Regions from separate parts of the Homo sapiens genome. Here all the other regions are linked to region 1. Evidence: chromatin loops called from intact Hi-C (ENCODE). Cell type or tissue: chondrocyte. All regions are shown on one strand.

Region 1 (8,000 bases):
GATTTTAAATACATTCTTAAGTGCTATCACCCACTTGATGGTAGTGAAGCTATAAAAGACCTAAAAGCAATCAACTTGATAATGTACTCTTATATTGGCTATCCTTTCTTCCTTACTTCATTACCTCTACCCCTCATACCTGTACCCTGGGGTCACATTCCAGACCATCTCTAGTCAGACTAGAAAACCCCATGATTCATAGAGTACTGGGCAGAGTATACAGAAGGGCCTTTTCTCAGTAGTGGAAATACTTAGCCATAGACTGAATACTGCTTTGGTTTCACCTAACAATTTTTAAAAGAAAGCCCTAAGAGGATCAAACTGTTTCTAAGCAACTTAATTCTGTCCCAGAATAAAGTCCTAGCGTATTGATAGGAATACAGAGATATCCTTGTTATCCTAACAAGGTTAAAATTCACAGTGTCTGATAGGTAGTCAAGGATTATGAGGCTTGAAAAGACGCAAGAAAATACAATCCATAACAAGTAGGAGTACTGACCAATTGAAACTGATCCAGAACTGACACAGATATTAAAATGACCAAATGCACACATTGAAGTTATTATAACTGTGTTCTATTTATACACTTAAAAGGAGAAAAGGAAGACATAAAAAAGATCCAAATTAAACGTCAAGAGTTGAAAACTACAATGCCTGAGATGAAAAATATATTGGATGAGGCAATTGGCAGATTGAATAGGGAGAAGTCAAGGTTAACGAACTTGAAGAAATAGTTATGGAAACTATAAAAAATGAAGCATAGTGACAAAAGAAAAAAATAATTTTTTTAAAATTAAGAGAGCATCAGTGAACTGTGGAAGAACTTTAAGTAGCTTCATATATGTGTTAATTGGGGCCCCTAAAGGAAAGGAGGTTGAAGACAGAAAAAATAATGGCCCCAAATGTCCAAATTTGATGAAAACAGATGGAAGAAGTACAAGAAATATGAGGGCAGCCACATCAATGCACATCATAATCAAACTGCTCAAAAACAGTAACAATAAAAAAACTCTTAAAAACATACATGGTTTATATAGAACAAGTAAGTACAAAGATGATAGAGATTATCTTTTTATTGGAAACAATACAAGCAAGAAGACAAATGAAAGTACTGAAAGAAAAACAAAAAACCTGTCTACCTAGAATTCTTTACTCAGCAAAAAAAAAAAGAAAAAACTCTTTGAAAAACAAAAGTGAAATAAAAACTTTTCCAGACATACAAAAGTGAAAGAATTTGTCTCTAGTCGAACTGCATTACTGAAATTATTAAAGAAAGTCTCTTAGTGAGAAGGAAAGTGATATCAGATGGGAATCTGGATCTACACAAAGAAATGAACAGCACAAAAAATGGTAACTACCTGGGTAAATATGCTACATTTTTCTTATTTAGATTCATTAAAAGATAACTGACTCCTTATGCAAAAAAATCAATATAATGTGGGATTTAAAATATAGTAATATGCAATAAAAATGGATGACAAAAATAGTAAAAAAGTCAGGAGGGGAGAAATGGAAGTATACTAATCTAAGGTTCTTATACATGAAGTGGTATAACACTACATGAAGAAAGGCTGGTAAATTAAAGATGTATACTATAAACTGTAAAGCAACCACTAAAAGAGTTTTAGCTAATAAGCTAGCAATGGAAATAAAATGGAATCATAAAATATTCAAAAAGAAGGCAAAAAAAAAAAAAAGGAACAAAGAATAGATGGAAGAAATAGAAAACACATAGCATGGTGGCAGATTTAAACTCAACCATATCCATAATCACATTGAGTGTAAAACATCTAAGAGCACAAATGAAAAGGCAGAGATTATTAGCCTGGATGAAAAAGCAAGACCCAATTTTAGGGTGACTACCTAAAATATACTTTAAATATAAAGAAAAAAATAAGTTAAAGGTGAAAGGATAGAAAATGATACACCATGCAACACTAATCAAAAGAAAGTTGCAGTGTTAATATCAGACAAAGTATATTTTGGAACAAATAATACTACCAGGGACAATGAAGGCAACTTCATAATGATAAAGGCGTCAATTCATGTCCATTATGTCAAAAGGACATAATAATCCTATGTGCTTATGTAACTAACCACAGAGCTTCAAATACATGAAGCTAAAACTCATAGAACTGCAAGAAGAAATACACAAATCCACAATTGTCGTCAGATATTTCAATACCACTCTCAAAAACTGATAGAACAAATAGGCAGAAATCAGTAAGGATATAGAAGATTGGAACATTATTAAACAACTTGACCTAATTAACATTTATAGAACATTCCACCCAACAGCATTCTTTTCAAGTGCACATGGAACATTTATAGATCATTTAATCCTTATTAGGTGGGTGCTATCATTATTCCCATTTACAGCTGAGTAAACACAGGTCTGAAAAAGTTTGGTAACCTTCTTGAAGGTCACACAGTTAAATGTCACAGCTGGGCTTTCAACCCAGGGTATCTGACCCAGAACTCTTAATCACTAGGCTCTGTGGCCTCCCTTGAGCACCTGGAATAGCTCAGGTCTCTAAGACTTAGAATGAAATCCTTTTTAAATAAACAACGGAATGGGAGACTCAAATAGCATTCTCTAAATACTGCTTGAGAAGGAAGTACCTTCCCCCTTTCCTCTCATATTCCCACTCAGCCCAAATGGCCTGTCTGCTTCCTTTAAGTGACATGACTTATAGGTATCATAAACTCGGGTTCCACAGCCGCTGGGACTGAAAGAGAAGACAGTTGTAGATTACAAAAGGTTGGTGGGAGCTAACTCTTCCTCAGGCTGCATCTCCGTTGGGTGGGCGGTCTAATATACATCCAAACAGAGATCAAGATGCCTGTTTGCCCCTCTTTAAATGCTGGGATCTGGACAACAACTCCTTTTCCAGGAAGGAAATGCGTTTTTATTAAAATGACATAAAGAATCCTTAGTTCATGGTAGACTTTCTTTGCTTATCCTCTTATCTCTGTTATTAGTACTATAACGTATATAGCAATCACAACACGGAAAAACGTTGGCATGTCTTCCAGGGTGAGGTTTCCTTCTTGACTGGCAAGAAAATGCCATAGAGGGGAGCACCTTTCCAATAGATCTTTGGCTGAGACCTGAGGCATGACTGTTCCAGGGGAGGAAATCTGAAACGGGGATATTATTCTGCCTTACTATGCTGAGCGTAGGATTCAAACTGCTCAGCAAATGTGAATCTTGATAATACAATTAAAAAATCAATTTTCTCTTTAATATGAATTTTATGTCTCATCTTTCCCCACACCTCTCTCGCCCCTCCTCCTTGTCCTTTCTACGGGGCTTCCATCCTGTATTCACATTCCCCTCTACAGTTAGTGACTACCTAGTTCTTGTCTCTCATTTCCCTCAGCAGCCCCTTTCCTCTTCCTGGGCTTCTTGCCCCTTCAGCGTTGTCCTCCCTTCCTTCCCTGCAGTCCAGAGTCTCAGAGGAGATCAAAGAGCGATAGTGTGGCTGCCTCGCAGCTGAGAGAATTTTCCAGCTCCCCCTCCTGGCTGGGCCGAGTTGTGGGCTGAGAGGCAGGAGGCTGGGCTGGGGCGTCTTGACTTTTGGGGGGAATTAGGAAAGAGGTGTCTAAAGCCGCGTTGTACACAATAGAAAAACAAAATTCCCTTTGTGCTAGTGTGGTGTCCCTCGGTTTGGGTCTTTGCCACACATTCTTGAAAGCCATTGTTTACACTAGCGTTTTGCAGGTTAGGAACGGTGCCGGTGGGAACCGAGCTGACACCGTAAGCGCTTCCCTGGGACTGAATTGACCCTACAATCAGTGGAGGGAAAAGTCACCCTCCGGGGGGGCCTCCAGAGCAAAGGAGGGAGGACGGCAACTGGCCAATCAGGAGGCGAGGCCGAGCCAGGCTTCCCCTCGTCGCTCGTGAGCTGCAAACAGTGGAAAGTTGGGAACCTCAGTCGCTGGCCCAGGCGGAGAGCAGCGGCGGCGGCGAGGGCAGCGGGATTCGGGCCGCGGCGCCGCAGGCTCAGAGCTGCCCCCGGGGCATGGACCCGACGCGCCGCCCGCACTCCGCCACAGGCTGTCCAGGGCCCGCGGGCAGATAGCAGTCCAGGAGGAAGCCGCATCCAGACAAAAGCTGCCGCATCCCTGCCCTGCCCAACCCCTGGAGGGATTCGAGTTTGGTGCTTGTCCCCGTCTGATTCTCAGCGCCAAACTTTTTGCTAGTTCAGAGATTCCAAGAGTCTGATGAGTTACTCTGAGAGGAAACCCTCTGCCTGTTGTTGAGGAGGACTGAGCACAGTGCTTAGGCGCTGAGGGGGAAAAAGAGGGGGAAAAAAAAGAAAATGATTTCCTGGGAAGTTGTCCATACAGTATTCCTGTTTGCTCTTCTTTATTCTTCCCTAGCTCAAGATGCGAGCCCCCAGTCAGAGATCAGAGCTGAGGAAATTCCCGAGGGGGCCTCCACGTTGGCTTTTGTGTTTGATGTGACTGGTTCTATGTATGATGATTTAGTTCAGGTGATTGAAGGGGCTTCCAAAATTTTGGAGACGTCTTTGAAAAGACCTAAAAGACCTCTTTTCAACTTTGCGTTGGTGCCTTTCCATGATCCAGGTAAGGGAAATATTTATACTTTGTCTTTGCTATGTCTCATGATTACATTATTTCTCATGCTGTGAATGAAATTGTTTGTCAGGAAGTTTCAAAACCATTTTAAAAAAATGTGCAGCTGAAAATAGTTGTAACAAAGAATTACTTGCTGGCGTCTGGGTTTGCTCATTGATACCTACTTAAGTCTCAGCCCTGGTGGAGATGGCTTGTTTAGGGAACTTGTACTGTGGTCCTCAAACCTGGAAATGTGGAGTTACGAAAAACAAAACCAAAAATCTTGGGCAACGACATCAAAATCACTTAACTCACTTAGATTTTAGAACTAAAGCATGTTTAATTACGAAGGCAGACTTGGACACGAATTTATAGCAGCGAAGCTCTAGGGGCTAACATCCAGATTGAAAGCACACTCTGAGGGTAACTCTCATTTAAGAGGGGAAAAAACCTGTTGTGTGAGACACAAGGAAGCCTGTAAGTAGTAACTACTAGTGGAACTGAAGACATGAAAAGAAAAGAGAGAAACCAATCATTTCTTAACTGAATCTATTCATCTTTGCACCAGGGCATCATTAGATAGGTTCACAGATGGGTATAAACATTACATCCATGTCTCCTGCGGTAGAATTGCTTGTAATTCGGAATGTCTGTGCTTTTTAAAGGTAGTTGAAGTGAAATAACTTCATTTTTGCCCTAAAGCCGTAGGTTTCAGCAGCTCCACTGTAATATGATCCTATTTACTTTTTTCAGTTTCTCTTTAAAGTAGCACCTCTCTGTGAGGCTTATAGGAGCCCCCATTGCCATAGCTGAGGGTAGCCTTGCAAGGGAAACCCTGGGGCTGGCAGTCTAATGTCCACCTGAGTTTCATTAGCACAAGTTGCTGCCCAGTTGAAGAAATGAAGCAGTGATTTCTTAACAGTCCTCCCCCACTGTTCTCCCACACTTTTCCTGCTTTTGAAATTCTCCCTTCACTAGAAGAACTTGACACAACCTCTTCACAACGAGAGTGTGATATCGGCAATCTGAAATTCCTTCCTGTGCATTTAGCAAAAGTATATAAGTTCAAATTATTGGTAGGTATTAAATATGGCAGGTTTTAACTATTAAACAATGGCACTGGGAGAAATTTAAAGATATATAGAACTCTCGGATTTTCATGCTCTTCACATGATGAAAACAATCTGTACTACTCTTCTGGGATATGTAATATATATATACACACACATACACATACATACATTACATATATGTAATTACATATATTTGTAATTTCTACATTGGTTAAACATGAATATTATTTATATTTGAATAAAGAATTGAATGATTATTTACTGTGTTTACTGTCTTAGACACTTCATATGTTGTGATTTTCAATGTATTAAATGTCAAGATGCCAACTGTGATGCAGTTTGAGGTTTTTGTTATTTCGGAATACCTTGAGTATGTTTCTTCTAGATGGATGAGTCTGAAGTTAGCTAAAAAATGAAGTGAAATTTTGTTTTTTCTCTAACACCACGATTTGCTTTTCACCAAAGAACTCTTATGAAATTATATTGCTGTAAACAGAATACAAAAATTGCCTCAAGTTATACATGGATACCGGACTATCCTGATATTTTGAAGTGATATGAAAACTTATTGGAATGAATTGTATTGTGGTGCCCTGCCTTTCAATTGTTACCAAATGGGAGAGTTTGCTCTTTGCTGTAGTTGACTTTCCTGTAGTTTAGCAATCATGATTTAAAGTTGGGGAAACTTGACATGCTAATAACAGATGACTGAATAAGTTAGAGCTTTTCTGAATCCAGTAATATGAGAAAATGGTTAACTAATTTAAATTGGTTTCATAAACTTAATTGTGTGTATAATTCAACAGAATTATTAATTCTGTTTACATTGTGATTCAAAGTAGAAGTGGCCAAATATTCATGTTATCTAAAGCTATTTAAAATATTTTTGAAAATAAAGAGAGAAATTGAAGTTTAAACATACTGTTAACTTTAGTATTCACTTTACTAGATTGTAGTACTTTATTTGTGTGATATTTTTCCTCTGTAGGTGTGTGTGTATAATCATTAAGAGTTTTTGGCCTCTTTGTAGTTTTTTTGTTGTTGTTTATTTTTTTTTTTTTGAAACAGGGTCTCACTCTGGCACCCAGGCTGGAGTGCAGTAGCACTATCATGGCTCACTGCAGACTCAACCTCCTAGGCTCAAGCAGTCCTCTCACTTCAGCCTCCCGAGTAGCTGGGACAACAGGCACATGCCACATCTGACTAATTATTTTTTTCATAGAGACAGGGGTTCCACTATGTTGCCCGGGCTAGTCTTGAACTCCTGGCCTCAAGTGATTGTGCTGCCTTGGCCTCCCAAAGTGCTGGGATTACAGGCAGGAGCATCTTGGAATGACAGGAAGGACCTTAAATGGGAATTGGCTGTCTTAGTGAGTGACATTAGAAAACTATATTTACTTTCTGAATCTTAGTATCCTCAACTATATAAATTGAGAGAATTCTATGTGAATATCTCTTAAGGTCTCTTCTAATGTGACAGTTAATGACTCTTTTACATATGGTTGTTTTCATAGTGCCTAACACATATTCCTATGGTTGGGTGACACAACCAACATGGAAAGAAATAATGTATAGAATTTAATATGATTATATTAATAATCTTGAATGTTTATAAGCCCTTTGACATCTATCGCATTTAGCTAGATGAAATAATGGATGAATTCTGGGATATATTCTATGTCTTTTGATATAAACCTTTAGATATTTGCAGATGATTGCTTTGGAGCCCTGCATTACAGTTTGGGGCAAGGTGTGTATTTGCAGATGGAGTAAATTTAAAACACATGGAACACATAGGTAGTGGAGGCAGGGTGTCTAACAAGTTGAAAATGAGATAAGACCATTCAGAATATGTGCATGTAAGAAGCGCTGTGTTGAACTAGCAGCACATGTGTCTAGAGTAGGAGGAGGTACCAGAGATGAACGGGGGTCATGGAAAGGCGAGCCAACCTTTTGATTTTGATGTTAACGGTGGTTAAGATGGATTTTCCACTTTCACAATCACACTTAATGTATTTATTTTTAATGGTTTTATTGAGATGTAATCCCCTTACCATACAATTCATCCACTTAAAGTGTACAATTTGATGCTTTTCAGTATATTCACAGATAGGTGCAAATGTTGCCACAGTCCATTGTAGAACATCTTCATTACCTCAAAAACAAATCCTGCACCCTTCAGCTTTCAGTCTCCTATACCCCAATCATCTTCCCCTCAGTCCTAAGCAGCCACTAATCTATTTTTTTGCTTCTATAGATTTTTCTGTTCTGGACTTTTATACAAGTAGAGTCATATTCTATAAGGTCTTTCATGACTGGCTTCTTTCACTTTAGCATAACATT
Region 2 (8,000 bases), 420 kb after region 1:
AAGGAAAATGAGTTACTGTTATTAATTAAAGACCTTCTTTGTCTTTAAACCAAGATCCAATTAGGATACTTTATAGCAGTTCTTTATGAAAAAGATAGAAACAAAGCAAACCTAAAGGCTTTTCACTCATCCCTAGTCTTAAGGAGTATGGGTTAGCTATTCATGACCCTTTCCATGTACATACAGATGTTTAGAGAGCTCCATTTCAAGCCTCTTCACAGTTGGTCAGCCTCAATAGCAGTGACCTTTAAGGAAGAGGGGCTTGAGGACGGCTTATCTTTAATCAACATTTAATCAGTGGAGAAGACAATTGGTTCTTTTCATGGGCATCCACTTACTCAGATGTCCTTTGTTACTTTTTGAAGCATCAGAAAGAACAAAGCACTGTGGCCAGACTAGTGGTTTTTGCCAGTCACAGACAATTCATTTTTATAAGAGTGCTTTGTTATTGCCTGTGAATTTAAAGTATGAAATTCGTGTAACCGTTTGCCACATTTTTGCTACATAAAAAGAAATGTTAAAAGAAACTGAATTCAATAAACCTAACTCTTTAATTGGGAGGTTAAGTGCTATTTCAGTTCTCATCATCTATACTTATTCAAGTTTGAACTCAAAAAGCATAGCTGAACTGGTATGTAAGGTAAATCTGCTCTGTGCTTACAGAAACCATATTTTTTTGCTGTCAAAATGAATGTCTTGTAATTCCCAGGAGAAATCTTGCAGATGAGTCATATTGCCCGGGGCTTGGATTCCGATGGTTCTTTGCTGCTAGATATCGTTGTGAGTGGCTATGTCCTACAGCTTCAGTCACCTGCTGAAGTCACTGTAAAGGTAAAATGCCAGGATAACTTGTCTTTGCTGCTTATTAGAGTAATGATGAGTGAAAGGTCCATAGAATGAGCACAGATAACTTGTTCACTCTGTGGGGGAAAATGTCCAAACTACCAAGGCTATAAATAACTATCTGATCTTTGTTTAAAAATCTTCAGGGACAAGTTTTTACAAACTCTCTTAATGGTTTTACCACCCTCCCTATCAGGACCAAGATCAAATACTTGATGTAAGGCATTTGTTTAATTTTCTTTAGACAAAGAGGATAGTAATTCTTGCATAAACGTTTTTGTGTATCATCCATAAAATATTTCAGAAATTAAAGGATAACAATCGCCCTTTCACATCTTTGTTTATTCATGACCTATAACTTTGAGTCTCTTATTAAACTGAAATTTATGACAGCAAAATTATGAAACAACTATGTTATAATTAAAGGGTTCAAACTTTATGTTATTTCCTGAACACTACTGTACAATTATTATACAAGTTTTATTAGCCCCTATACATTTTCTCATGAAGGAGGCAATAAATAAAAGAACATAGTGTTTGATGCCAAGCAGATCCACATTCAGATCCTCATTCCGCCACTTTGTACCAATGTAATGATGAGAAAGTTGCTTAATTTCTACAAACTTATTTTTCTAGTCTGCAAACTATGGCAATTTAAAGCTACCTTATAGCTTTAAGGTATTAAAGCTATAGGTATTAAATTAGGATTAAAAGTTAACACATATTAAATGTTTACCATCATGCATGATGTGTGTTTTTTAGCTCCTAATCCTTTTTCCCCGCTCATTCTGCATTTCATAGTCCCCTTAAGGGAAAAAAATTAGTATGAGCCATATTGATCTTCAAATCCACATTGTTCTCCTTAGGATTACACAGAGGACTACATTCAAACAGGTCCTGGGCAGCTGTACGCCTACTCAACCCGGCTGTTCACCATTGATGGCATCAGCATCCCATACACATGGAACCACACCGTTTTCTATGATCAGGCACAGGGAAGAATGCCTTTCTTGGTTGAAACACTTCATGCATCCTCTGTGGAATCTGACTATAACCAGATAGAAGAGACACTGGGTTTTAAAATTCATGCTTCAATATCCAAAGGTAATTTGATAAAAGAAAATCCATATCTTTATGCCATCCAGTCTAAAGGGTTAAAAAAATTCAAAATAAGGACATTGAGGCCTACATCTAACATGATATCAGGTTTTTCATGTGTGTTGTCTATGCCTTTTTGTTAAGTAAAGCCCTATGGAAAAGCCAACCCAATTGGAGTTCTAGTACATTTACTTTACTAATATACTTCTTCATACTACACAGTGGGGTTGCTGTTGTTCTATTCCATATGTGCAGAGAGGGTTAAAAACATATAATGTGGCGGGGCGTGGTGGCTCATGCCTGTAATCCCAGCACTTTGGGAGGCCGAGGCAGGTGAATCACCTGAGGTCAGGAGTTCCAGACCAGCCTGGCCAACATGGTAATACAAAAATTAGCCGGTCGTGGGGGCGGGTGCCTGTAGTCCCAGCTACTGTGGAGGCTGAGGCAGGAGAATTGCTTGAACCCAGGAGGCAGAGGTTGCAGTGAGCCGAGATCACGCCACTGCACTCCAGCCTGTACAACAAAGAGCAAAACTCCATCTCCAAGCAAAGAAAAACATACAATGTGTCCAAATGCTTTTTATTCAAATAATACAAATAATAAAGTCCATTTGTTATTGTTTTGAATTTTGTTTGTCAAGAAATTTTTTAAATTCCTGAAACATAATACAAAGCTGTGTCTTAACCTAAACTAGTCAAAAAGAATTTCTATATTTTAAAAGCAGCTTTTTAAAACTGTGCAGCAATAATCAGGATTCCAACTGTCATTTCTTGTTCCTGGAAGTTATAATTTTTTAACTGCTTTTCATTTTCCAAGCATGGTTCTGCAACCCTTGATCTAAGTAGTCCATCTATGCTATGTGGTTCTTTGATGTGTCTGTCTCCTGAGATTCCCTTTTCAGTCATAAGAGCCACCACGGCAATTAACATTCCATATTCTGTGGGGTTTTAATGCTGGGATGATTCTTGCATGTAGTCCTGTTAGACATTAAATGTTTATGTGACTTTAGCTTTGAACTTTAGGCTCCCATGAGTTCACTTAAAAGGATTCACATTGACCTTGTCAATGTGTTTTGCTGTGTGCCAGCTTTCCTAAAATAGAGCCAAGTAAATTTTAAACTTCACCATTTTATCATGTTTAGCAGATATGCTAAAAATTTATTTTCAGTGTTTACTCTTGCTTCCATCAGTCATGCTTATGACTGTTTCCTTCAACTTGTATCAGAACTGCTTCATAAAATTTGAGATCATAGTAATCTGGAAGTACAAGCACACATTTTTTGAGGTAATCACAGATTCACGAAGTCTCATAGCCAGTGACACCCATAGCCCATCTCCTCCACGCACACCATTGCCACCACTACCTTTTACTATTGCCATGCATGCCATGCCACTTGAACAAAAGAAACGAGCTGCCAGAATGAGGAGTTACATTTTCTTTCCCTAATTATGCCTGCTTTTCAAATCTAACTTCTGTTTCTACTTTTTTCAGTACTCCATCTAATTTAAAAAAAGATAACTGGGCACAAATAAGAGAATTTCTACCATCTGGAACTAGATGAATTAAAATGATTTCTGAAAAGTCATGTTCACTTTCTACCTAATCGTGTACATTTTCCAAGCCTAAAACTGCTTAAAGATCTTTGTACCGTCTTTAAGTGTGTTTGTTGGGGGATCTGGGTCCCACAATATAAAGAAACACACTGTATGACCTTTAAGGCCCCTTACTATCCTTAGACACTGTGATTCTATGAATCACATCTGATGTATGTGTCATGGTTCTTGTCAATTTTAAGAATTGTGTACTTGCAATTTGTTTTTGAGCAACCATTAGGGGGCAAGCTTGCATTCCTGGTAGCTTAACTAGCAAATTATGTTCTGTCTAGACTAGAGCTAAGTATGGTTGCAGTGAAATTAGAATCTTCTGGAGAGCTTGATGAAAGTTCAGATTTCTGGGCACAAAGATTTTTGGTTTAGCAAGTCCACAGTAGGGTCTGGGAGTTTGTATTTTTAACACAGACCCTAAATGATTCTAATATATCTGGTCTGCACTCTTGCTTTTGGAAAGTACTGGTCGAGAAAACTCACTAACATAAGTCAGTGTCATTAAAATATTTTTATATCTTTAAAATCTAACTTATTTTTAAAATTAATTATAAAGTATATATTTTACAAATGAATCAGAGTATCAGAAATTATGCAGGAATATATAAATTTAACTAACTACAGATACATTTTTTACAACTTCTTCATGGGAAGGAAAAAAAGTGAAATGAGAAGGTAAAATATGCACCAAGAAAAAATATTTGCATCACATGTTATTGACAACCATGATTAATCTTAATACATACAAAGGCGCTTCAAAATCAGAAAGAGGCAAATACCCTCAGTAGAAAAATGCATAAGGGAAATTCACAAAAGAGTAAATAATGACAAATGTGAAGAAACTGTTTACCCTCATTAGTAAGCAAGGAAATGCAAATTAATGAGTTATTTTCTGACTATAACAAGGGTGACGACTGCCTAGTATTACAGAGGTATGGGGAAGTGAACACCCTTACACACTGCTGGCAGGGGGATAAATTGGTTCAACATTTCTGGAAGGCACTGTGTCTCCAATAGCCTTTCAAATGTTCATATCTTTTCAGTTATCTCATTTTGGGAGCCTGTCCTATGAAAATCACAGAAATAGCCAAAGATGAATGCTTAGGAAGTTTTATCCACTGTTATTTATAATAGAAAAATATTAAATATCCTCAAAGTAGGAAACAAATATGTAAGTTATGGCACAGCTATATAATAATAACTTAATCACTGAAATAGGAAATATTTAGCTCATTTATTCATTTAACAAATATTTGTTGAGTGCCTACTATGTACTAAACATTGTTCTAGGTGTTGACAGCATCACTGTAAACAAGTAACAAAGGGGAATGTTCATGACAATAATAACTGAAAAGTACTGTATGAGCCAAACCTGGGTTGCACACCCGTGGGTGATTATAAGAAAATCTTTACACCCATTAAAAACACAGATACCCAGGTCTCTTTCTTAGCAATTCTAGTAGAAATGGGACCAAGGGAACCTATATTTTTAATAGGATTTTCAAATGATTTTTATAATTAGTCAAGCTTGGCAATTATCAGTCTGTATATCCTAAATTTAATTTCTAAGTATGTATTCATAAAATTGACTGGAAGGAAAAACATCAAAATCTCAGCAGTAGTTTGTTCCATTTGACAAGACTACCAGAATTTTATGCTTTTCAAGGTTTCTATTACTATCATACATTATAAGCAAATATTTTTTATTGCCTTTTACTATCTTGAAATAAAAATTGTAACATAATTCAAAGTAACACACTTTATAATATGAAAATCAATAAAAGGAAAATAACTCATAATAACATTACACATTTTAATATGAAAATCTTTGGACAGAAAGAAGTAGTTGTATACTCAAACATATACTGAATCCTAGTATGATTATTTTGGGAACATTAAGCAACTTTTTTTTTATTATACTTTAAATTTTAGGGTACATGTGCACAATGTGCAGGTTAGTTACATATGTATACATGTGACATGCTGGTGCGCTGCACCCACTAACTCCCCCCACCCCAAAACAGTCCCCAGAGTGTGATGTTCCCCTTCCTGTGTCCATGTGTTCTCATTGTTCAGTTCCCACCTATGAGTGAGAATATGCGGTGTTTGGTTTTTTGTTCTTGCGATAGTTTACTGAGAATGATGATTTCCAATTTCAACCATGTCCCTACAAAGGACATGAACTCATCATTGTTTATGGCTGCATAGTATTCCATGGTGTATATGTGCCACATTTTCTTAATCCAGTCTATCATTGTTGGACATTTGGGTTGGTTCCAAGTCTTTGCTATTGTGAATAGTGCTGCAATAAACATACGTGTGCATGTGTCTTTATAGCAGCATCATTTATAGTCCTTTGGGTATATACCCAGTAATGGGATGGCTGGATCAAATGGTATTTCTAGTTCTAGATCCCTGAGGAATCGCCACACTGACTTCCACAATGGTTGAACTAGTTTACAGTCCCACCAACAGTGTAAAAGTGTTCCTATTTCTCCACATCCTCTCCAGCACCTGTTGTTTCCTGACTTTTTAATGATTGCCATTCTAACTGGTGTGAGATGATATCTCATTGTGGTTTTGATTTGCATTTCTCTGATGGCCAGTGATGATGAGCATTTTTTCATGTGTTTTTTGGCTGCATAAATGTCTTCTTTTGAGAAGTGTCTGTTCATGTCCTTCGCCCACTTTTTGATGGGGTTGTTTTTTTCTTGTAAATTTGTTTGAGTTCATTGTAGATTCTGGATATTAGCCCATTGTCAGATAAGTAGGTTGCGAAAATTTTCTCCCATGCTGTAGGTTGCCTGTTCACTCATGGTAGTTTCTTTTGCTGTGCAGAAGCTCTTTAGCTTAATTAGATCCCATTTGTCAATTTTGTCTTTTGTTGCCATTGCTTTTGGTGTTTTAGACATGAAGTCCTTGCCTGTGCTTATGTCCTGAATGGTAATGCCTAGGTTTTCTTCTAGGGTTTTTATGGTTTTAGGTCTAACGTTTAAGTCTTTAATCCATCTTGAATTGATTTTTGTATAAGGTGTAAGGAAGGGATCCAGTTTCAGCTTTCTACATATGGCTAGCCAGTTTTTCCAGCACCATTTATTAAATAGGGAGTCCTTTCCCCATTGCTTGTTTCTGGGAGGTTTGTCAAAGATCAGATAGTTGTAGATATGTGGCATTATTTCAGAGGGCTCTGTTCTGTTCCATTGATCTATATCTCTGTTTTGGTACCAGTACCATGCTGTTTTGGTTACTGTAGCCTTGTAGTATAGTTTGAAGTCAGGTAGCGTGATGCCTCCAGCTTTGTTCTTTTGGCTTAGGATTGACTTGGCAATGCAGGCTCTTTTTTGGTTCCATATGAACTTTAGTTTTTTCCAATTCTGTGAAGAAAGTCATTGGTAGCTTGATGGGGATGGCATCGAATCTATAAATTACCTTGGGCAGTATGGCCATTTTCACAATATTGATTCTTCCTACCCATGAGCATGGAATGTTCTTCCATTTGTTTGTATCCTCTTTTATTTCATTGAGCAGTGGTTTGTAGTTCTCCTTGAAGAGGTCCTTCACATCCCTTGTAAGTTGGATTCCTAGGTATTTTATTCTCTTTGAAGCAATTGTGAATGGGAGTTCACTCATGATTTGGCTCTCTGTCTGTTATTGGTGTGCTTGTGATTTTTGTACATTGATTTTGTATCCTGAGACTTTGCTGAAGTTGCTTATCAGCTTAAGAAGATTTTGGGCTGAGACAATGGGGTTTTCTAGATGTACAATCATGTCATCTGCAAACAGGGACAATTTGACTTCCTCTTTTCCTAATTGAATGCCCTTTATTTCCTTCTCCTGCCTAATTGCCCTGGCCAGAACTTCCAACACTATGTTGAATAGGAGTGGTGAGAGAGGGCATCCCTGTCTTGTGCCAGTTTTCAAAGGGAATGCTTCCAGTTTTTGTCCATTCAGTATGGTATTGGCTGTGGGTTTGTCATAGATAGCTCTTATTATTTTGAGATACGTCCCATTAATACCTAACATATTGAGAGTTTTTAGCATGAAGTGTTGTTGAATTTTGTCAAAGGCCTTTTCTGCATCTATTGAGATAATCATGTGGTTTTTGTCTTTGGTTCTGTTTATATGCTAGATTACATTTATTGATTTGCGTATATTGAACCAGCCTTGCATCCCAGGGATGAAGCCCACTTGATCATGGTGGATAAGCTTTTTGATGCGCTTGCTGGATTCGGTTTGCCAGTATTTTATTGAGGATTTTTGCATCAATGTTCATCAAGGATATTGGTCTAAAATGCTCTTTTTTGGTTGTGTCTCTGCCTGGCTTTGGTATCAGGGTGATGCTGGCCTCATAAAATGAGTTAGGGAGGATTCCCTCTTTTTCTATTGATTGGAATAGTTTCAGAAGGAATGGTACCAGTTCCTCCTTGTACCTCTGGTAGAATTCGGCTGTGAATC
Region 3 (8,000 bases), 63 kb after region 1:
TGCCTCCCTCTTGTAAGGTCTCTTGTGATTACTTTGGTCCCATCTGAATAATCCAGGATAATCTCCTCATCTCAAGATCCTGAATTTAATCATATTGGCAAAGTCCCTTTTGCCATATAAAGTTACATATTCATAGGTTCTAGGGGTTAGGATGTGGACATCTTTGGGAGGCCATTATTCTGCCTATCATAGTTACCTTAATATGGAAGTGTCTAAATCGTTGAATTGTTTTAACTAAGATTTAAAATGCTGATTAATGTCAATAGACAATTGATATCAAATATTTAAATTCATTTTTTTAAAACAGGAGATGGGAGGCATTTAAAGAGTCACCCAGGGTTTTCAGGGGACATTTTTCAAATAATATATGCCTCCAGGGAGATTCTGATATACTTCCCTTGGAGGTAAAAGTCATACCGCTTAGTTGAGAATACTGGAATGCCATATGCAGATGAACTATATGAAGACCTAAAAAACGACTCACAGTTCAGAACCAGTGAGTTGAATTTTTACTAAGAACTATCAGAAAGTTGAGGCATTAACTGGATTTAGATATGTTATTCCCATGTATTCCAAATGCTAATAATTTCTGACTTTAATGGCATTAATTTTTCACTGCCGATGCTGTTACTTGTTTTCTGGAAAACTTCTTGATAAGTACACAGCTCTGGGAAATGTTACGATTTGTTTCAGTTGTCCAGTGTTTTATCTCTATTTGATAGATTCTTTTGCCATTTTGTTTTTCACCTTCTAAAAGGAAAAAAAAACTTTTAAAAAATCTTGTTGAAAATAGCAAGAACATCCTAACAAGTCTGTAATGCAGCTACGCTCTCAGGCCCCAATTATGAATTTAGCTAAGTTTTATTGAATGTATACAGTACATTTGTATTTGTCAGGGTTCTCTAGAGGGACAGAACTAAGAGGATAGATTATATATATATATATATGTGAGTTTATTAAGGAGTATTAACTCATACAATCACAAGATCTCACAATAGGCCATCTGCAAGCTGAGGAGTAAGGAAGCCAGTCTGAGTCCCAAAGCTGAAGAACTTGGAGTCCAAAAAAGAAAAAAAAGAAAAAAAAAGAAAAAAAAGAGAACTTGGAGTTTGATGTTCAAGGGCAGGAAGCATCCAGTACGGGAGAAAGATGTAGGCTGGGAGGCTAAGCCAGTTTAGTCTTTACACATTTTTTTTTTTTTTTTTTTTTTGCCTGCTTTATATTCTAGCTGTGCCGGCAGCTGATTAGGTGGTACCCACCCAGATTAAGTATGGGTCTGCCTTTCCCAGCCCACTGACTCAAATATTAATCTCCTTTGGTAACACCCTCACAGACACACCTAGGATCAATACTTTGCATCCTTCAATCCAATCAAGTTGACATTCAGTATTAACCATCACAACATTGATTTAAAAAAACTTGTGATAATATTCCCAAAATATGACTTTTGTAAAAAAAATGAAAGTAGTGCCACTATATTTATATATTCTCTGTATATTTGGGGTAGAAATTTTTAGATTAGAACTTTAACTTTTGGAATATTTACATCAGTTCTGGAATGGTTTACTTTCCCCGTTAAGGTCACTGTCTATTTCTGGGAGCAGTTAGAAGTCTTGGTTTTCCATTGAAGGAACTATGCATGTATGTGTTGCATTAAGAAGAAGTAAGAGTACCTAAATAAATGAACTACACACTGGCTTTCACAAAAGTTGTTCTACAACTGAGTGTCTAATAGAGTTTTAAAGGTGGAGTGGTCATAGTCGAGCTTGTGAAATTTCTTTCCCATAGTAATTGGCCACTAGCTGACGGAAGCTATAGTGCCTTTGATTTACTTGTAACTTTCTGTTGCCAACCCAAATATTTCAGTTTCCTAACTGTCCAAGAAATGTACATTTTTATCTTGTTACTTCATATAATCATTGAGTCCTAAAAAAATAAAGAGTCATTTTAAATTCTCTTCCCAAGAGAAACCTTTTTTTCCCAAGAGCTGCATGTTGAGTTGGTTGCATTACAAATCATCAATTTCTGACTGTTGAAATGACCTTCTAGTAACACATAAAATTTGGTGCCCTCATGCCAAGGATGCAACTCAAGAAATTGTGATGAGTGTTTGGGTGCCAAATTCTACTTTACTACTTCTCATAGGAATGTCCTGAGTGTGGGGATGTTTTCTGATTGTTTGAAGTTCTCAGAAAAAGACATGACCTCTGTTTACATTGATAGATCATGAAGAGGAGCACGTCTAGAATATAAAAAAGACTTTTCTAACCTCCGGAATGCTAGAAAGCAGCAGGTTAAAGAATCAAGGTCTTGGGATTTCCCTTTTAAATTGCAACACCGATTTCTTCCTCTTAGTGGATTTTAATAAAATATACTAAGTAATTTCAATGATGAAGGCCAAGTATCATGTCTCTCTTGCTCACTCTTATGTCACAAGGTCTAGCACATACTACATAGCAGATACGTGCTAAAAGTTTGTTGATCAATGAAATGAATAACCTTATGGTGCCTGCTATAGCTATGCTACCTTATTATTTTTTTAATTTTATTTTACAGATTTAAGGGGTAAAGTGAAGTTTTGTTAACACGGATATCTTATGTAGTGATAAAGCCTGGGCTATTAGCGTAACCATCACCTGAATAGTGTACATCAGCGGTCCTCAAACTTTTTGGCACCAGTGACTGGGTTTGTGGAACACAGTTTTTCCATGGACAGTGAAAGGATGTGGTTTGAGGATGAAACTGTTCTATCTTAGAACATTAGGCATTAGTTAGATTCTTATAAGGAGTGCACAACCTAGGTCCCTTCCATGCACAGTTCACGATAGGGTTTGTGCTCCTAGGAGAATCTAATTCCCTCATTGATATGACAGGAGGTAATGCTGCTCACCTCCTGCTGTGTGGCCCAGTTCCTAAGAGGCCACGGACTGGTATGGGTCCATGGTCTGGGTGTTGAGGACCCCTGGTGTACATTGTACCCATTAGGTATTTTCTCATCCCTTATCCCTGTTCCACCTTCCCACATTTCTCAGTCTCCAGTGTCTATTATTCCACTCCCTATGTCCATGCGTACACATTATTTAGCTTCCGCTTATAAGTGAGAATCTGACTTTCTGTTTCTGAGTTATTTCACTTATGATAAGGGCCTACAGTTCCATCTATGTTGCCACAAAAGACATAATTTAATTCTTCTTTTATGGCTGAGTTTGTGTCTGTGTGTGTGTGTGTGTGTGTGTGTGTGTATACTCACATATATACACTTTACACATACATATGTACACACACTGCACATACATATATACACACACTGCATTTTCTTTATCTAGTCAACTATTGATGTATACTTAGGTTGACTCCATATCTTTCCTATTGTGAATAGTGCTGCAATAAACACGAGTGCAGATACCCTTTTGATATAATGATTCCTTTTTATTTGGGAAGGTACGCAGAAGTGGGATTGCTGGATCAAACGGTAGATCTATTTTTAGTTCTTTGAAAAATCCCCATACTCTTTTCCATAGAGGTTGTACTACTTTACATTTCCACCAGTAGTGTATACATGTTTCCTTTTCTCTGCATCCTCGACAACATCTGTTATTTGTTGACTTTTTAATAATAATCATTCTTACTGGTGTAAGATGGTATCTCATTGTGGTTTTAATTTGCATTTCTCTGATGATTGGTGATGTTAAGCATCTTTTCATGTTTGTTGGCCATTTGTATGTCTTCATTTGCAAAATATATGTTCATGTCCTTTGCTCATTTTTGTTAATGGGGTTGTTTTTTTCCTGCTGAGTTGTTTGAATTCCTTGTAGATTCTGGATATTAGTCCTTTGTCAGATGCATACTTTGCAAATATGTTCTTCCGTTCTAAAAGTTGTCTCTTTGTTTTTTGGTTGGTTGTTTTTGAGACTGGGTCTTGCTCTGTTGCCCAGGATATAGTACAGAGGCACAAATCTCAGATCAATGTAACCTCAAACCTCTAGGCTTAAGCAGTCTTTCTGCCTCAGCTTTCTGATTAGCTGGGACAGGTGTGTGCTACCATATCTGGCTAATTAAAAACAATTTATTTTTGTAGAGATGCAGTCTCACTATATTGCCCAGGCTGGTCTTGAACTCCTGGCCTCAAGCAGTTCTCCTACCTTGGCCTTCCAAAGTGCTGAGATTCAAAGCTAATATTGATATGTAAGGTTTTGTTCCTGTCATAATGTTAATTGTTACCTAGTTGTTTTATAGTCTCATTTATGCAATTGCTTTATAAGACTTGTTTTGGCCGGGCGCGGTGGCTCACGCCTGTAATCCCAGCACTTTGGGAGGCCGAGGCGGGCGGATCACGAGGTCAGGAGATCGAGACCATCCCGGCTAAAACGGTGAAACCCCGTCTCTACTAAAAATACAAAAAATTAGCCGGGCGTAGTGGCGGGCGCCTGTAGTCCCAGCTACTTGGGAGGCTGAGGCAGGAGAATGGTGTGAACCCGGGAGGCGGAGCTTGCAGTGAGCCGAGATCCCGCCACTGCACTCCAGCCTGGGCGACAGAGCGAGACTCCGTCTCAAAAAAAAAAAAAAAAAAAAAAAAAAAAAAAGACTTGTTTTATACTTTTATGTTCTTTTTATAATGGTGGGTATTGACCTTTAATTTCAATGTTTAGATTTCTTTTGTGCATTTCTTCTAGGACCAGTCTGGTGGTGATGAGTTTCTTTAGCATTTACTCGTCTGGGAAAGACTTTACTTCTCCTTCATTTGTGAAGCCTAGTTTAGCAGAATGCAACATTCATGGTGGACAGTTTTTTTCTTTAAGAATTATGGAAATAAGACCCTAATCTCTTCTACCTCATAAAGTGTCTGCTTAGAAGTCCAGTGTTAGTCTGATAGAGTTTCCTTTATAGGCAATTAGATGCTTTTCTCTTGCTGACTTTAGGCTGATGATTGTATGTCTTGCTTAAGTACTTCTTTCAATATATTTTCCTGAAGTTCTTTGAGCCTCTTAGATCTGGATGTCTAAATCTCTAGCAAGACTTGGGAAGTTTTCCTCAACTATTTTCTCAGATAGGTTTTACGAACTCTAGTTTTTCTTCTCCCTCAGGAATACCTCTGACTCCTAGATTTGAACATTTTACATAATCCCATGCTACTTGAAGTCTTTGTTCATTTTAACAAATTCTTTTTTTCTTTATATTTGTTTGACTGGGTTAATTCAAAAGACCTGCCTTCAGACTCTGAGATTCTTTCTTCTGCTTGTTCTAGTCTATTGTTAAAACTTTCAACTGTATTTTGTATTTCCTTCAATGAATTTTTCATTTCTAGAAGTTCTGGGGTTTTAAATATATCTATCTATCTCATTGATATATTTTTCCTTCATGTTCTAAGTTGTTCTTTTGATTTCTTTGTGTTGGTTTCCAACTTTCTCTTGGATCTCATTGAGCTTTTTGAAAATCAACATTTTGAATTCTTTATCTGATATTACAAGAATTTTATTTTGATTAGGACCTACTACTAGAGAGTTAGTGTGGTCCTTTGGGGTGTTGTAACACTTTTTCATACTTTCAGAATTATGTCTTTGGTTCCTAATCATATGCATATACTATTTCTTATTTTGGAATTTAATTTCATTTGGATACAACTTTTTTCTTCCTTTTTAGGATGTGACTATAATATATGTTGTTTAGGGTCTTTTGGCCTTGGTTCTAAGGGTGCTTTTGGTGGCAAAGTATCGTATAAGTTCCTTGGTTATAGATAGCCTCAGTGTGGTCACTTTCTTCAAATGCTGGTTGTAGTTGGGATATACTCTGCATGTGTGCAGGCTCATAGTCTCCTGCAGAGCTGGGTTGGTGGAAGTCTCAAGAGGCTTATCTTGTTCCCAAGTGCTATGCATTTGTGTCAGCAGATTTTGTATGGAGTTGTGCAGGTCAACCTCCAGGCCAGTAGAGGAGGAAACTCTCTGGTACCTTAGGCAGTGGGCTGGTCTGTGGGATGCCCAATGGCTTGGACTCCACTCTCAGCCCCAGAGTGGGGGTGAAGTTAGTTGGAGCTAGACTAGGAAGACTTGTCCTCAGATCTCCCAATGGCAGACACAAGGACCAGCCCTGATTGTGGGGGGAGTGGGGGCAAAAGTGCAAGAATGGTGTAGACTCTATGATTTCCTAGGTTATGAATACCCTTGGTGTGGTAGCTTTCTAGCTTTCTTAAATGCCCGTTGTAGTGGCAGGTAGGTCAGTGAGCTCAGGGCCTGCTGAGTAGCTGGGGTGTTTAGGGGCATGCTGGTAGCTGAGGTTTCACAAAACTTGTCTCCCACCCAAGCACCATGCAGTTATGCCAGCAGATGTTATAATGGGCTGTGCAGGTGACCTCCTGGCCAGTAGGTGGCTCTTGCAAGAGAGACAGCTGTGGTAGTGCAATGGGATTTATGCTTGACCTTTATTAACCAGAAATACTGAGCTGTCTCAGGTGATGGGTGGGGCTATGGAACTCCCAGGAGTCCCTGTCCCATGTTCTGCCACTGAGGTGGGTATCAGGAGCAAAACTGGATAGGGTTGGGTTGGGCACGCCCATATGTAGATACCCCAGTGATGGGTACAAGTACCAGCCCTGATGGGGTCAGAAGGCAGTTCTCAGGCTACTGGGGCAATGTTCTAGTGTGCAGCAGAGGTGCCTCTACCATGCCAAAGAGCCCACATGGAGAAAGAGGGGCGGCCCAGGCTCCACAGCCTACAAGGTGATAGTGGGACCCACTTAGCTCACATGCACTTGATCGTGGTGTCTCTCCCCTACCCTTTGCTGGTGTCCAGAAGCTTGCCCTAGCTCCCAGTAATCTCAGCCAAGCAGGCTGCATTGCTTCCCTCTTTGCTTTCAGTGCTTCCCTTCACTTCTCTGTTGGATTCCAGTGTTCTCCCTTAGACGATCTAGTTGAAGTGTGAATATCTACTTACATTTTGGTTCCTCTCTGTGGAAAAGGTGAGTGCTAGCCACACCTAGTCAGTCATCTCAAACCCCTTCATCATGATCACCTTATTTTAACTATATGTTGGAAATCATCCAGTCATCTGTTTAGTCTTTAGCATTTCCAAGCTATAATTTCCCCCTCTGTAAATATGACTAATTATATTTTATATAATATTTTATTTTACAGGTTGTTTTGAAGATTAGTGATAAGCACCTAATACATAGGAAACACTTATTAAATGGTAGGAAATATTATAAATAATTATAAATGGAACAACTTCAATTTCATGTTTAACTTCGTTTGCAAGTGAATTAGATCTTTCACTAAAAATGTGTCTAAAGTATTTGAATTAACCATACCCAATTTATGAATTGTCTTAGTATTTATGAACTGTTATGCTAAAGAGAAAATAAGTGTACTTACTATAGAAAAAAATATTTGGCCATCTATGAAACATGAATGTCTGATAGCATTTCTTCTGTCTTATATTTGTGGAAAATAAAAGTATTTAAAAATATATTTATGTGTCAGCTAAGAAAGTAAACCACTGTTTTTAATAATTTTATTAAAGAAGTGTTTGTACTCTTCTTGGGTCACTACTCTACTCTGATCTTTGCAGCTTTTAAAAACCTGTACAAAGCAAAAGATGAGATGTTTTGGATACATCTAAAAACAAAACAAAACTTTGACAATGAACAAGCACAGTGCCACAACACCTGATATAACGACTGTACACAAGAGGTGCTTCATTTGTTTTCAGTTAAATTGAGTAGAAAAACAAATTACTTCCTGAAAGAAAAAAAGTATATAATGCTACTATGAAAGACTTGCATAGTTAGGGTTTGGTCAATAATTCAGATTTATTCATGTTAGTGATGAGTGCCAAAACAGAAAGAAGTCGGTGGGCTAAGATATTGTCACTTGTGTGCTAAGAAAAATAAGTGCTCTGGAAAAAAATCGCAGCTCAAATGATTAGATCCATCCTTCTTCCACTTATTTCATGAGATATCCAACAACTGCAGGTTGTTCTAACGGTTCAGTACTCTAGGTTTGTAGTTT

Evidence for each region. Hi-C counts contacts between places; a loop is a spot of excess contacts. Peaks named below come from ENCODE experiments on the same cell type or tissue, not always from the same donor. Only the 100,000 strongest peaks of a DNase experiment are listed, where the experiment ranks them.
Region 2: a loop joins it to region 1, with 2.5 times the contacts of the local background. A loop is called at or near these places in 4 of 110 quality-filtered maps.
Region 3: it touches region 1 in a loop (2.1-fold over the local background); 4 of 110 quality-filtered maps call a loop at or near these places.

Annotation. Positions count from the first base shown.
Region 1 is chr1:185,730,455-185,738,454 of GRCh38, forward strand. It overlaps HMCN1 (hemicentin 1), which reads left to right and starts at 3,937. Exons shown (of 107, transcript NM_031935.3): 1 at 3,937-4,593. The coding sequence starts at 4,326. In chondrocyte, CTCF peaks have their summits at 3,551 (motif pointing left) and 3,760; a DNase peak (open chromatin) is centred at 3,997.
Region 2 is chr1:186,152,041-186,160,040 of GRCh38, forward strand. It overlaps HMCN1 (hemicentin 1), which reads left to right. Exons shown (of 107, transcript NM_031935.3): 96 at 710-831; 97 at 1,710-1,947. Among named protein-coding and RNA genes, the nearest start is that of PRG4, 140 kb to the right of the region's middle. RefSeq lists a silencer at 804-1,004. In chondrocyte, CTCF peaks have their summits at 3,766 and 3,988; no DNase peak of the experiment used is centred here.
Region 3 is chr1:185,793,414-185,801,413 of GRCh38, forward strand. All of the region lies in intron 1 of HMCN1 (hemicentin 1), which reads left to right. Among named protein-coding and RNA genes, the nearest start is that of HMCN1, 63 kb to the left of the region's middle. RefSeq lists a silencer at 5,171-5,371. In chondrocyte, no CTCF peak of the experiment used is centred here; no DNase peak of the experiment used is centred here.